2 separate regions of the Homo sapiens genome follow, and region 1 is linked to region 2. The links are chromatin loops, found by intact Hi-C in ENCODE. Cell type or tissue: PC-3. All regions are shown on one strand.

Region 1 (8,000 bases), 340 kb after region 2:
AAAGACATGGAATCAACCTAAATGCCCATCAATAGTAGACTGGATAAAGAAAATGTGATACATATATGCCATGGAATACTACGCAGCCATAAAAAGAATGAGATCATGTCTGCAGCAACATGAATGGAGTTAGAGGCTATTATGCTAAGTGAACTAACACAAGAAAAGAAAACCCAATACTGCATGTTCTCACTTAAAAAATGGGAGCTAAGCATTGAGTACATAGAGATACAAAGAAGGGAATGACAGGAACTATGGCTTTCTTGAGGGTGGAGGTTGGGAGGAGGGTGAGGATTGAAAAGCTATTGGGTACTATGTTTATTATCTGGCTAACAAAATAATCTGTATGCCAAATCCCTGTGACACGCAATTTACCTAAGTAAGAAACCTGCACATGTACCCCTGAACCTAAAATAAAAGTTTAAAAAAAGAGAGGTCCCACTGCTCCTTGCCATACAGAGGTTTTTTACTTCTCAGGCCACTTTAGTGAATGATGGTGCCAACCATCTTTGATTCTGACTAAGACTTCATACAAAGTCTTAGAGAAGAACCTTTGATTCAGTGTCCTTTGAGAAGTCCAGGTGTTGTAAACCCCATGACAGTAGGGAAGATTTTTGTTTTGTTTCCCATTTTATCTCTGTTGCCCAATACAGACAGCACTTACCATGCAACAGGAATTTTATAACTAGCTGATGAACAAACTCATAAATGAATCTTATATTTTGCCTAATATATCAGTAAAAATAATAGTTATGAATGAATGTGTGAAAACCAACATTCACTTTAGATCTATAAGCCACGTAAAGTGGCTACTTATAGATTGTCATGGGTCTGGTGATTAACAAAGTGTTGATTTCAAAAAATAGGCAAATTCTGTAAATATAATAATTACCTGAATTATTAAAGGGAAAGCAAAGTCAGTCTAATAAAGACCCTGACTTAGCATTTCATAATCAACAAGGTGACTGGTAAAATCTAATATGAAGAGAAATGCATTCAGGATTGCAAAGACAAAAGCTTCTCTGGGAGAAGTTAATAACCCCTGTGAGGGCATTGTCTACCCACAGAAAGTAAAGTGGGCTGTTACTGGGATATTGTTTTTGTTGTAGCAGGCACTGAAAACCAATATCATGTAAGTAGTTTTGGTGCACATAGAATGAGGCATAAAATTGGCCTGCTTTAAATCTTGCCACTCCAACAAAGAAAACCAGAGATAGATACACATAGAATAAATTCACAATGGTTACAGTCTAAGGTGTAAGTCATTATTATATTCATGCAGGAAAGACATTTTGACCTTCTGTAAGATAACATTTTAATGTGGGAAGAATTCACAAGCAGTGATGGGCTTTAAGCAATTCCAGAACCCTTTCTGAATTGCTGGAATTTCACTTACATATACTTAGTAAATGAATTTCATACAGGCAAAGCTGAAAAGTCCCATAGCTAAATCTGTACCACCATGCCTCCTACTTCATACATACACATACACCATGTGTTTCGCTACCACCTTCAAATACAGCAAGTCAGGCAGAGAATGCAGGACTCAGAGTTAGTGTCAAAAAACATTACTATAAATTTCTGCTTGCAAAATGCTGAAGAAAATATGCTTAGCAGGGTTAAATGAGTATGGTAGCAGAACTAAACCCTTCCAAGGCCTCTCTGTCCACGGTTTGATGGGGGGAAATGTTGAAAGTGACAAGCAATCCTTAATTATACCAAGGATCTCATCTGCTATTGTATAATCACTTCCTCGGTCGCATGGAAAGCTCCAGAAGGAAAGTCAAGACTTAAAATTCCCACAAGGAAAGACCATGATAGATGGTCAGTCTGCACAGATTCTGGATCCAGATGGTCTTCTGGGGAAACACACCTGTGTCTTCTGGAAAGTGGAAGTGAATGGCATGCCTTCTTAGAGGGTTACGTGGGGAGCAAGTGACAGCCTTCTTCAAAGTCTCTCCTATACCTTCTAGAAAATAGATCATGCTCAATTTAGTACTCAAAGTCCCTGATTCTGGCTTCTACCTATGGCCCCAATTTCCCACTCTTTCCACATATGCATTATTATGCTCTAGATTACTGGACTTCTGCAATTCTCCATAATCACCATGGGCCTAAAGCTTTTCTACATTCTACTATTTCTGCCTCTTTCCTTTCCTCTCTTCTCAGTCTAGTCATTCTTCTAGACTCATTTTACCTTTGTCTTATTAGCTGTTCCATCTTAAATGTCCACTTAATGTTCTTCCAGGCCACCCCACTCACTTCAGTAATCTGTGCCAACGTGACCTTGGATACACTATCTTTCAGCCATCTCTTAATCTTTGTCTGTAGGCTCCTTAAGGGATTTAATATATGTTTCACATCACCCTGCACCTGCTCAGCACATAGTAGGTATTCAGAAGTAGGTATAAATAAATATTATTTCATGGAAAAGCCATTTAGTGAATTTTTCTATCACTTACTACTATCTCAGGTTATAATTTTAGAAAATTCCTTCTTGATGACAGGAATGTCTTCACAACAGTCAACAAATAAAATTCTTGCATGGTAATGGAATGAGTCAAATCAGTGTACATTTGTAGAATGACTGATCAGTTTTATTGAATTTGGAATAATGTTATTTATTCTCCCATCGAACTGCTTCCTTATGACCCCAGTCCTCTTTGATGTAAACATGTTTAAAACATTGTTCCTTATTGTTTTTGTCCACACTGATGTTAAGGTGTTAAGAAAATGACATGTTGGGCTGTGTATACATTCCGGGGCGATCTCATAGCCAGTGTGCTTAATATGAACACCCAAATGACATGGTTTTAGTCACTTCCTATGACTTGCCCCGCTCTGTAGGAGGAAAGACTGTTGTAAGTGTAGCCTGTGGAGACATGCTGAGAAGATAACTCACTAGTTCCATTTATTGATGCTTTTTTCCAAAATAAGTGAATACAGTTTATTGCAAGAAGGTTGAAAAAGGAGTGTCCAAAATTTTCAAATAAGTTTAATTATCTTTGTTATCAACATGGATAATGATAGAGAAAACCCAAACTGAACAAACTCAACTGACATAGTCCTCTTAATCAGTCTTGAATTGTTTTTTTTTTTTTTTTTTCCTGGACCAACATCTAGGTATGGGGTGGGGTTGGGGGGAGGTGGGTTGGGGGGAGGTGGGGGGGCGGGGAAATCCAGCCCATTAAAAGGAACCTGTGAGACCAAAGCGCCACCTAGTGGGCAAAATAGAAAACAATCACTTTTACACCAGATCTTTTTAAACTCAACAGACAAATGTTTGCTTGGATCTCCAGTCTCTCAGTGTCTAGTGAATTTACAAACTCCCCTTTTAAATTTATGCTAAAAATTAATTTCAGACGTACAAAGAAAGAACAAACAACAACTCCTTTTATTATCCTCCAAACCTGTTAATACAAACACTTGAGACCTCTACGTAAATAGAGACGTGTGGGTTGCGCACCATCTGGGTGCAATGCTGTTTGCCAAGTATCCTCTTATAGTAACTAGCATCGCCATGACTAGAGTTCCTGACCATCTAGACGTTCTCTGGACTTTGTCTAATCCCTCTCTGGGAAGATGGTATGGTCACAATTCTTTTTTTGTGCCACAGCATAAGGAAAGATAATATGGCAGAAAGGTCAAGGGGATGGGCTTCTAACAGACAAACCTGGATGTGAATTCCAGCTTCCTACTTCCTCGCTTTGTGGTGTGTGGGCCAGTTACCTCAATTCTTACATTCCAGTTTCCTTCACTGTTATTAAAGGGGCAATAATATCTACTTGTTTGGGTAATGATAATAGCTGCATAAAGATTGATATAAAAATCAAACCACAGAATATAAACAACCCATCATTGTAGCTAAAATTAGAAAATATTCCATAAGCATTTCTTATAAATTTTGTTATTATACTTATTCTCTTTAATGTCTAACTGTGTCAATAAAGGCAGAACAAAATCCATGAAATAGAATTCCACTAGGATCGATATACCCTCCTCTTTTGGGTTGTGAAATTCTTTAGTCACCTGATATATTTCAGTGAAAAACCTTTCAGATTTTGTTATCAGCCTAGGTATGAGTTACACTCATATGGATGCTGGATTAATTCCTGCAAGGATATTATGTATGATATGCAGATAGATATAGCCCAAATGATGGTTAGTTGGGTGGGTAGGTGGGTAGACTGGTGGTTGGATGGTTGGTTTATGGCACAAAACCCACCCCTGAGCTAACATAGAAAGAGATGGCAATTATATACTCAAGTCACTGTACCAAAATCTACAGTGATGTGCTTCCTGAATTTCATTTTCTCTAATTGGATTTAGAGACTACCTTGGACCAATCAAGCAATCTACTACAACATAGGCTAAAAAATGAAATATTTAAATGGATCCAGCTAAATGAAGTATTGAAGGAGCTGATATAAATTCTGAAGTCTTATTTTTTGTTTTCTAAATTGCCTAATACTGATAATAGTTGTTCAATGATATGTATGTATCAGAGCCCTTATTCTTTCATTATACAAGCATAAGGAATCTATGTATTTGAATTAGAGGAAGAAAAGCATATTCTCTATATTCTTCAAAAGAAAAGGTGACAACACAGGAATACCTTATAGTCCCACAGTATTTGCTGAATTATTTCGTGATCTTGCAAAAGAAGCCTTTATTTTACTCCAAGGCTGAAGGAAGTGGACCAACCACAGGCATTTGTAACCGAGAGAGATGGTTGAACTGGTCACCTGTCTGCAGAAATTATTCATAGAGGAGAAAATGGGCAACAGAGACTGAAGGATTCTTATTTTTTAAAATAACTCAAACTACCCTTTTCTGTTTATAAGACGGGTTTCAATCACAGCAGCCAAAAATGGGAAAAAGGACAGAATTTTACCACAGTTCTCACTGGAAATGGATGATATGAAATACCCCTGTCTGATTATGATGGATGATCCTTGCTCTGTATATTCTGGAAAATGAGAAAACTCCCCCACAGCACCTCCCTATAGACTTGAGGAAAAGGAGGGCTCTCTTCTGCCCAAACCTGACAACTGGATTTAATCATGCATAGAAGTAAGGAGTTCCTGTGGTTTAGCATCGCACTGACTCTCAACCGTCAGTACCAATGGCAATGATTTTACTTGATCCCTGGATTCTCAGTAAAGCTAACCAAGAAGCAAAATATCTTGTTTTTAAGTACACCTTTGACCATATTTATAATCCAAGTCTGCATGTCAGATTACCATTTCTTTTTTTCTAGAATTTATTTCTCTGCCCACGTGGCTCTCAAAACCAATATCATGAAGAATGGTGTTGTTCCAGATATTGATGATTCTCCCCTAACTCTTACAAAGAGTTATGAACCAGTATTTAATAAGCACTTAAAACATTCATACTCAATAGGTGTTTAAAACATGGAGAAAAGAATGCTTTTCCAGTAATAAGCTGGAAGGTCTAATGAGGAAACACGGGAGACCTGAACAGGGCAGGACTATCTCACGGTTAGGTCCTCAAATCTCTTCCCGGCAAACATCATTACTTAAACCATCTAACTTGAAGAGCAACAGAAAAAAAATTCAGGCCAGGCGTGGTGGCTCACGTCTTTAATCCTAGCACTTTGGGAGGCCAAGGCGGGTGGATCATGAGGTCAGGAGTTCAAGACCAGCCTGGCCAAGATGGTGAAACCCCATCTCTACTAAAAATACAAAAATTAGCCAGGTGTGGTGGTGGGCGCCTATAATCCCAGCTACTCGGGAGGCTGAGGCAGGAGAATCAGTTTAACCCAAGGGGTGGAGGTTGCAGGAAGCTGAGATTACATCACTTCACTCCTGCCTAGGCAAAAGAGCGAAACTCTGTCAAAAAAAAAAAAAAAAAGCAAAGAGAAAAAAAGAAAAGAAAAAAAATCAGATTCATTGGGGTCATCTGAATGTCAACCCCAGGAATTTTATTTTGTACACAACTATTTTTTTTGCAGGGAGAGAGTAGGAGGAAACTTACGCTGGCAAGCTCAAAGTAATTATACTTTTTCTTTAAAAAATAAATCTATAACTCTTAAGTTGGGTAGTAGACATATGACTATTTCATTATTCTTGTACATTGCACATATTAACATATAGTACTTGTCTGTGTTCAATAATAAAAACTTTAAAAAGCAAAAAAGTAAGTTATAGTATTCAGCAAATGTGGCAAAATGTTGACGCTTGTTAAGAGTGGTGAGTACAAGGATGTTTAACATTTTCTGTCCTTTATGTTTGCTTGAAATTTTTCAAAACTTTAAAATTGAATTGGGCTTTTAAAAAAGTAATGTGCTGCTGCTTTTTGTCCTAAATTGATTTGGGGCGACAAGGTTTAACAGAGTTGATTTGTAGAAATGGTTTTCTAATTTCTCAAATGGAGATAGCTTTTATCTTAAGCCCCCCCAAAATACCGAATAACCCCTTCTTATGTGGATATCTAAACAGTTTACAACACAGCGGTAGGGTTTACTTCCCACATGGGAAAACAAAGTCACAGAGAATTGGAGTCACCTTGGGCTGTCCTGCTTGAGCCACTTGACAGAGCTTAAACCTTCTAAGCCACAGAACCAGAAAATCATAGGATTAAGAGGTAAGTAGTAGTCAACCTTGTACCTACCTTCTCAGGGGTGGTAAATAACCATGATTTATAAGTTTCTCCCCCTTAACTCTGTAATCAACACATTTTTCTGCTTTTTTTTTTTTTTTTTTTTTTTGAGATGGAGTCTAGCTCTGTCATCCAGGCTGGAGAGCAGTGGCATGATCTCGGCTCACTGCAAGCTCTGCCTCCCGGGTTCACGCCATTCTTCTGCCTCAGCCTCCCAAGTAGCTGGGACTATAGATGCCCACCACCACACCTGGCTAATTTTCTTTATTTTTTAGTAGAGACGGGGTTTCACCGTGTTAGCCAGGATGGTCTCGATCTCCTGACCGTGTGATCTGCCTGCCTTGGCCTCCCAAAGTGCTGGAATTGCAGGTGTGAGCCACCACGCCCAGACTTTTTGTTTTTTTTTGTTTGTTTGTTTGGTTGGTTGATTGCTTTCTATTGCCTTTAAAAAAAAAAAGTTCATGACTTTTTTTTTTCAGAGACAATTCTAGGTATGTAACATGGCTGAACTGTCCCTAACATCACTACACATGAGGCTTCTCTTCAATACTAAAAGTTGACAGAAACGACAACCCTCATCATCAACTGCAATCAACAATGCAGCGAAGTGGAGCTACGTGTTTTAATGTGCATGCCATGAACAAAAGGGTTAGAATACAGAGCAGGTGTACGTATTGTAGATGCTTGGTTAATTCTCACTCTGAATTTAAACAAAACCACCAAAATATTTGATACACCTGATGTCTTTGCCACATGAACTTCTTTGACACAAATTCTGTAAGTTTACACAATAAAAGTATCCAAAGTTTCTTCTGTTACGTGAGTGTGTTGGGGGGTGGGAGTGGTTATCTACACACTCTAAACATTCAGAACATGTCCTTTTAAAAAAGAAATGCTGCACATATATCAAATTGACGCAGAAAATAACAGTTTTGAATACCTCAAGCATTTCAGTTTAGCAGTAGTGAGTTTGAGCAAGAATCAGAGCCCTGTAGTACTTCATTTAGCTAGAAGTCTGGAGATGGGGCACAGTAGCAGAACTTAGCTGATGGAATTTTATCTACATCAGGGAAAAAATGAACTTGGAATGAACTTGTTCCTAGCCACACACAACCAAGTTTATTAAAATTATAATCAATCAGGGAGACCATAACAGTTCATTCCACTGGAAATCATAGAATAAATATGATATTATATTATTAAGCTATTCTAGCCATTTTTAATGGTCACATTTTTTAATGGATAGAATAATATGTGCTGTCTGGATAATAGAAAAAGAGGCTCTAATATAAGTGGATTATTTTAACTTAAAAACATCTTTAATTGTAAAAACAAAAAAAAAGCTAAGGCTATAAAGGAATAATAATCAAATCTTATAA
Region 2 (8,000 bases):
GACCTCAACAGGAAGCCAGCCCATACACTGTACTATAATGCTAATTATTAGAGCAAATGACTACTCTAAAATGCGTTGCATCTACTTTCCCACATTCTGTACCCAGAGGGAAACTATGCAGAAAATAACTCTGTAGGGAATCACCCTTGCAAGGCAGTTACTTAAAAATTGGCAAGGACAGTCACCCCCACCCTTACTCTGAAGGTGACTTCCACAGAGCAGAACAATGGGAAAAGACTTTATTTCTTTATAAAGCAATCAGAACTTAATGAGAACAGATACGCATTGAAAGAATTGTCTTTGCTACCTAAAACCAAAATACTTGGAAGGTGGAAACAGGCATTTGACATTTTCGATTATGGAAACTAATACAAATGTTATCCCATTGAGGCTACACAATTATGAAAAGAATTATGCTGCAAACATATGTAGTTATTTAACTTGAGGCCACAAATCAAGGTGGTATATTAAATATACATTAATGTATTATGGGAATTGTAACCGTAGCTTCCTCCCATCTCCCATTAACTTCCTGCATCGAAATGAACATTTTTCCCCTTTGCCCTAGTTGATGAAATTAACAACATAATTTTTTCTCTTTTAAGTCACATCTTTAAGGGTATGAGGATAAGGCAGAGGGTCAGGAGAGTTAGTAGTGGTTTGGCCTTTCTAAGGATGTGACGGTCAAACAGTTCCTCAAGGAGAATAGGGGGAGGGCTTTGGGAGGAGGCTAATTAAAATAACCTTAGCAGAAACACTCTGACACCAAACACGCCCCACAGGTACCACCACTTCTTTTAGGACACTTTCTTTCTTTCTTTCTTTCTTTCTTTCTTTCTTTCTTTCTTTCTTTCTTTCTTTCTTTCTCTTTCTTTCTTTCTTTCTTTCTCTCTTTCTTTCTTTTTTTTTTTTTTTGAGACAGAGTCAGGCTGGAGTGCAGTAGTGCGATCTCTGCTCACTGTAAGCTCCGCCTCCCAGGTTCACACCATTCTCCCGCCTCAGCCTCCGGAGCAGCTGGGACTACAGGCGCCCGCCACCATGCCTGGCTGATTTTGTTTCTGTATTTTTAGTAGAGACGGGGTTTCACCATGTTAGCCAGGATAGTCTTGATCTCCTGACCGCGTGATCGGCTCGCCTCTGCCTCCCAAAGTCCCGAAGTGCTGGGATTACAGGCGTGAGCCACCATGCCCGGCCAGGACACTTTCTTTTGATAGTCTTTGGCTCTGTGTACTCAACCTAATTTGAACATTCAGGGACAACATTGCCCATTATTTTGGTTTTGGTGTAATCTGAAGGAAATACCAAGGCTTAGCCTGCAGGAGATAAAAAGACTAGGATTCACCACCCAGGAGCCTGTGCTCAGTTTAGGAATAACTCACGTGCTGTGTGTAGTAGATGCCACAAGAGTGATTACACAGTCTCCTGTGTATCTGAGACCTGAGCAAACACTTCCAAACCAAGGTGCAAACTAACTTGAAAGCCCACTGCTTGATGTTACTAACCTCCAGCCCTTCCTAGTGTGGGAGCTATGTTCCTATGCTGACTGAGCAAAAGAAGGAGCAAGGAACAGAGGAAAGGGGAAGAAATTCCACCAAAATCACATGCACATAAACAATTCAAACAGGAAAATCCTAAAGCACAGAAGTTAAAAACATGACGTGTCAATTCTATGAGTGGCATTCATATCTATAGTGACATATTGGGGTGAAACGGCCATTTCTTCTTTTCTGAATCCTTCTAAAGGTATGTATATATATATCAGTTTATTTTATTTTTCTTAAATCCTGGAAATAAAGGAAGAGCAGTTCTCAGAAATATCAAGCTGAGAAAATTGGACCTCATCTAATGGCTTTGGGGAAGAGTGCTTTGAAGAGTCTTGATAGTCTTATTGCCTGCCCTTCTGGAAGAAGCCCTTAAGTGGGTCACCTGGAAGTCAACGGTAAATACTCAAAGGAGTGTGTGTTTTCCCAGGAAGTGAAACTTTCAGTGCTTAAATTGGAACAGTCCCAGAAAACTTAAATGATTGGCCACCCTGAGACTGACCAAACCAAACCGAAATCAAATGGCATTAGCTGATAATAATGTTGGTTTGCTTTGCTTTGTTAAAGGAATAGAAGTTAATTTTTTTTATTTTTTTAAAAAAGAAGTTTATAATAAATTATGAATACTGTGAAAATAGACTTACTCATATTTTAATTCACTACTTTTACTTGGTCATTTGTTACACAGAAAGAAAATAATGATGGAGGGCATAGATCACATGGTTTTCTGTTGAAATGTCTCTTGTATTACTTCATACAAATATTTATAATATCCCATTCATAGTGTTCCCCATAAGTTACAAACTCCATTAGAATCAGCCATATTAAATATCACAGCCACATGCAATTAGGGATTAACACATTTTATATCTTTCAACACATTCATTTATCAAATTGAACATATCAGGCTGGGCTCAGTGGCTCACGTCTCTAATCCCAGCACTTTGGGAGGACGAGGTGGGCAGATCACTTGAGGTGAGGAGTTCGAGACCAGCCTCGCCACAAAGTGAAACTCTGCCTCTACTAAAAATACAAAAATTAGCTAGGCCTGGTGGCACCCACCTGTAGTCTCAGCTACTCCAGAAGCTGAGGCAGCAGAATCACTTGAACCCCAGGAGGCTTAGGTTGCAGTGATCCAAGATCGCATCACTGCACTTCAGCCTGGGCAACAGAGCCAGACTCCATTTCAAAAAAAAGAAAAAAAAGTAAATTGAACATATCAGCAGGAGCTTTAGTTAAATGGGGAGGCAGTGGGGCGGGAGGTGAAGGTAGAATAGACTATCACAATAGGCACTGTATAACCCAACAACCAGAAACTGCTTTATGCATAAGACACATAGTAAAAGAGATGCTAGTAAATTTGTTCCTATTAATAGTGTTTTACCTTCTGCAATTATCTTTAAATGTGGTGAGACTGTGGATGAATTTGAAACATAAACACTCTTTTGAACACGATTTCAGAGGCACAAGGATGCAGCATGAAGACATGACACCAATGGCTAAACCAGGAGCTGGGAGAAAGTTGTGCATTCCAGGAAAAGCAAGAGTTTAAGGACAACACAGCAGGCGGCATTAAAAAACAGTCACAATCAGGCTCTTGGAGTTCCCATAATGAGGAGCTATGCCTGCATAAATAACACACCCCCACACATACTCCAAACAAAAGACAGCAAGAGAAACTAAGTGTTAAGGCGACCTTTTTCTTGAAACAGTAGGAGGCAGCAAAGAAGGCTAGTTTTAATCAGGCCACCTGGTTTTACATTAGGATAATTTAACAAAAAGAATAGATTTCACCTAATTTAGTCTTTTAAAAGACATTCTTCTCTATTGTTAGACTACTTTGCTATGGAAAAAAAATACAAAACTAATTTTGATTAATAGGAGGAAAAATATTAGCAGAACACTTCGCAAATAATACTCTAATAATTATTGAATTTCATTTTCCCTATTCTAATTGAGACTTCATATTATATAACACATATAAATTATATCATATATAAAGGAAAATACTTTTATTTACACTACAATCTTTGACCTCTAGGGTTTCTTTACTCAGATTTGTGTGGGAGATTTTAGCTGCCGTGAAAGTTTCTAACTAGTCAAGAGATGAAATAGAAAAGATATGTTTGAGGTTGAGATAGGATCAGCTAAGTCTTGACTGAACAGAACAGAAAAGATGAAAGGGCAGAAGATACCAAAGAATTTAAAAGTAAAATAACAATATCATAAATAGAAGCCAAGAAAATCATTAATATTTATTGTTTATTTTGTCTTTGGCACTATGGTTAAAAAGAAACTTTCAATAAAAGCTGTAAGAATAAAAATAACCATAGTGGATAATTATTGAATGCTATAGTGACCAACTGTCATCCCACTTTGACCAGACAGAGGGGTCTCACAAAATGGAGAACTCTCAATGCTAAAATTTACAGACTTGCTTGGAGTTGCTGCAAGGGTAAAATAGGTTAATAAACACAAAATGCGGAGCCGAGGAACAATTTTGAGCTTTATAATCCCTGCTCCTGAGTTTACTTTGTGTCTACTCTAACTAGGGTTACAATTAGGATCATAACTAGGCATAGGGTAACATGGCATGCAGTGGAAAAGAAGTGAATTGGGGGAGTTGGGAGATGTGAAGAAGAGTTGGAGGGACAGAGGAAGGAGGGAAGGAAGGGGGTGGGGGACAGAAAAGCCCAGGAATAGGAGGAGTAGCAGCATTTCATCTACCAATATGGCACAGCAGACTGATTCCTTATCATTAACTATTGATGACTTATTCATAATCAGTACTAAGACCAAACAAATCTAGATTAATATTTTCCTTTTTGCTAATAACCAAATCTTGTCACCCCCCTTTGGCAAATAATCTGATTTAAAATTTTAAGCAACATTGTTAAAAAACCATCCAAAAAATATGCATCTATGCTGACTGACCTAACTCCGCAAGTCGAATTATCATAAACCAACAACAATTATCTATACCTCGGACACGACCTATACTTGGGAAGCAAAAGCCAAATATCACCATTCATCTCTCACAATCCTCATATGTCAGCATCTACTTTAGTGTTATATACAGCTCTGGCACTTAGCAAAATGTTCTTTGGAGACACAACACAATTTGTTTTGTTACATTATTTCTAAACCAATAAGTGAGGGCATTTTGGAGTGATTTGAAAACAAAAATGAACTGGTGTTAAATTATAGATATCCTTCCGGTATTTTAACAACCCAGGTTTGCACTTTACCCTTTTCCACATACATTTTTAAATGGTAATAGGAATGATATTGTGAGAATGGCTACCATTTCTTGAATACCTTCTGTGTAACAAGCACTGGGAGACAAAGACAGGCACATCTGAATGTACATGCATACAGGCATGTGAAATGTGAGTGGAACAGGAGGTACTATTGCACAAAAGGCTGGATAAAGGATTAGAAAGAATCTTTGCTGTGGTCAAGTAACTCCTCAGGTTTCATGGACTAAAAATTCATGAAAATAGTCACCTAATTTTTTTAAAAAATGTTTATTTTTTGGTGATACATTTATAGTGTTTTGGAAAATTAACATTTTTACAGACACCAGTTGTCTAACTCTTTTTATTTACTGAATGCTGAGTATCATTGATACCATATTTTTAAAACGCAGTGTTTACTAGTGTATTTTAGGTTTCTGAAACACTCCATTTTATAGTTTGTTCCTTTGAAGAAACCTCATCACAAGTCATTTCACGCAAAGGGACTTCTATTATTTATGTTGCATCTCATTAAGGTTTTACTTCCATCTTTTAAATTTCCTCCTGAGATTAAACATTTGACTTTTATGAAGCCACTAAAAGAACAAGAATGTGTCACTTTCACTTAGGGTCGGAAAACATTATAATCTTGCAATTTAATCAGCCTGAGTGTTGACAAAAGATGTCGTAGCTGTTATAGAAACCAGCCCTACTGAAAGTTAGCATACTGAAAAGTCTTTGAAAACATGTCAGATTTGCCCATTGCCTTATCCGAGTTGATGACCAAATTTACTCCCTAATTATAAATGTGTGGTCCTCATACATGAGTAATAGAAGATTCTGAAAGGTAAATGAATCAAATAAAGGTCACTCTGAACAACAGTAATACAAGTGACTAAAGACGCCGGACCATAGGAAAAAATGGTGAGCAAAGTTGCTCATGATACCCAAGTGTCAATCACAAGAACTTCTAAGCGTTAAATGAGAAAATGTATGCAAAGCACCCAGCAATATGTCAGGCATATAGTAGTTGTCCAAGAATCAGTGGCTTTCATCATCATACTTATTAGTAACAGCAATATTTCATAGCCTGTTGGATAGAACACTGAGCCTCATGTTCTAAAACAGTTTAAAATATTACACTTCATTTTTTTCGTTTTTATTTATGATACATGATGCAGCTTCTTTAAAAACCTTGATTCCTAAAGTTCAAATGCAAAAGCAAACAAAGTTTACTGTACAGGACCATTGTGAAGATAGGAAAGGCAGGGTGACAGAAATGAAGGGGGAGAAAAGGAAGGCAAGAGGAAGCTCAGCATATATCTTCCCCTTAATACATACTCATTATATGTTCATTAAAAAGAAAAAGGAATATAATTTTCCATATTCAGAATAGTTTCCAGAAACATATAATTTGTGGACTTCCAATTATTTTAAGAACAGCCTATATCAAGAGTTGATCAAAAGTGCTTAACCTGCTAGGAATGTTCTTCCAAGAAAAAAAAATTATATTGAATGAATTTTCAGAAAGTGAGATTATTAGAATATATTATTTAAATTAGTATTGAAATATTTGATTCCAAATATTGCATAACATAGAGAAAAAATAGCTACTTTTACTTACTACTTACCAAAAAACAACATTGTTAAATGTTTTACATGCATCCTTTCAATTAACCTTTACAACAATCCTTTTAAGGTATGTCATGCTATCCCCACTTTAAGGTGACAAAACCAAGTTTAATAAGTGATGGTGTTGGAAGCTGAATAAACATTTTGATTTCAGAGGAAGTTTACAAGTTAAATACGTAGACTCTGAAATCAAATTGTCTGAATCCAAATTTTGAGCTTCTGAACTGGGGTAAATTGTTAACTGCACTCTCATCCTTAGTTACTTCATTTGTAAAATGGAAAAAAAGAGTAGGGTCCACTTCAAAGGATTGTTTTTACATCTATGCAGAGCACTTAGAAGAGTTCATGGATCAGAGTTAGCATCAGACATATCTTAGCTGTTATTATTATTGGTCTAGCTCTGAAATCTTGGCTTCTAACACCAATTAATTTTTATTCTGTTTTAAAACTTCTTTCCAGAAGACAAACATTCTTTGGCCATTGTATAACCAAGTAAAGGGAGTAGAATTCTTTTAACATGAGCTTCTCAAATCCATATAATGCCTCCACATACTATATAATGCTTCCACACACATTATCTCAATTGATCCGGATTCTGCTGACAGCTGTGCAACTATGAGAACCAGTAAGGCCTTGGTTCTGGAATCTCAAGTTCGAGATTCTATAAGCTTTATCCTAATAGAAGAAGATCCTAGGGTTTATTCTTCAGTTCTGTCTAACAGAACACAAAATAACTGGATGAAAGAACATAACATTTAGCTACACAACCAGATGTTTCAGTCAGTGTGAGGCCAAACATCTGGATGATTAGCCAGACGCTGCATTTTTTTTTTACCCTGACATTGGGCAATGTGTCAAATATGATTGATGTGAAACAGAAGAAAGGAAAGCATGCAGAAGGAGCTGTTAACAAGAGAAATACTTTGCTAAATAAAAGATGGCATGGACTTTGCTATCATCACCTGCTCCAGCAATTTATTTGCAACCAACATCAATAGCCCTACTGGGGAATGCAATCTTGCTTAACTTGTTCTACCATTTTGACACTTCTAACTCAGAAATGTAATTTAAAATAAAGATTCATGGAGCTAATATCCTTCTTGCTTCAGACTTTTAAAGCGCCTATTGTTCTCATAGCTTGGAGGGGGGTGAAAGTCTGCATGCATAAATGAACACATAGATGATATACTGTTTGATATAAATACTGCCCAGCTTTTAGTGAGACACCAATGCCTTTAGAATACAAAGTTAAAATATGCACTCTGCATGAAATGCTTTATGATTAAAAGAAGTCATGATGGGTGCTTTTACTATAACCTTAGATAAACTGTGATTTCTGCAGGGAGATGATAATAGAACTGATCACACCATCAGTTATCACGTTATTAAAGCTATAGCTAGTGAGCCCTTGCTCTGTTCCAGACATTTTGCTACTTGTGTATATAATATTAACACTGTGAGGTAGGTGCTCTTAATAGCCTCCTTTTGTAGATTAGGAAACTGAGGCTGATAGTTATTAAGTGACTTGCTCATTGTCATATCTACCGTGACTGTGTATTTCCAATTGGCAGCTTATAAAAAGGTTCAATAA

What was found. A loop is a pair of places that touch in the nucleus more often than their neighbours do. Peaks named below come from ENCODE experiments on the same cell type or tissue, not always from the same donor. Only the 100,000 strongest peaks of a DNase experiment are listed, where the experiment ranks them.
Region 1: a loop joins it to region 2, with 18 times the contacts of the local background. A loop is called at or near these places in 4 of 110 quality-filtered maps.

The regions. Positions count from the first base shown.
Region 1 is chr14:79,006,536-79,014,535 of GRCh38, reverse strand. The region is part of intron 15 of NRXN3 (neurexin 3); the gene reads right to left. Among named protein-coding and RNA genes, the nearest start is that of NRXN3-AS1, 65 kb to the left of the region's middle. In PC-3, a CTCF peak has its summit at 3,289; DNase peaks (open chromatin) are centred at 2,815 and 3,215; H3K4me3 peaks cover 519 bases; H3K27ac peaks cover 2,129 bases.
Region 2 is chr14:79,351,475-79,359,474 of GRCh38, reverse strand. The region is part of intron 15 of NRXN3 (neurexin 3); the gene reads right to left. Among named protein-coding and RNA genes, the nearest start is that of NRXN3-AS3, 280 kb to the left of the region's middle. In PC-3, CTCF peaks have their summits at 3,059 and 3,260; no DNase peak of the experiment used is centred here.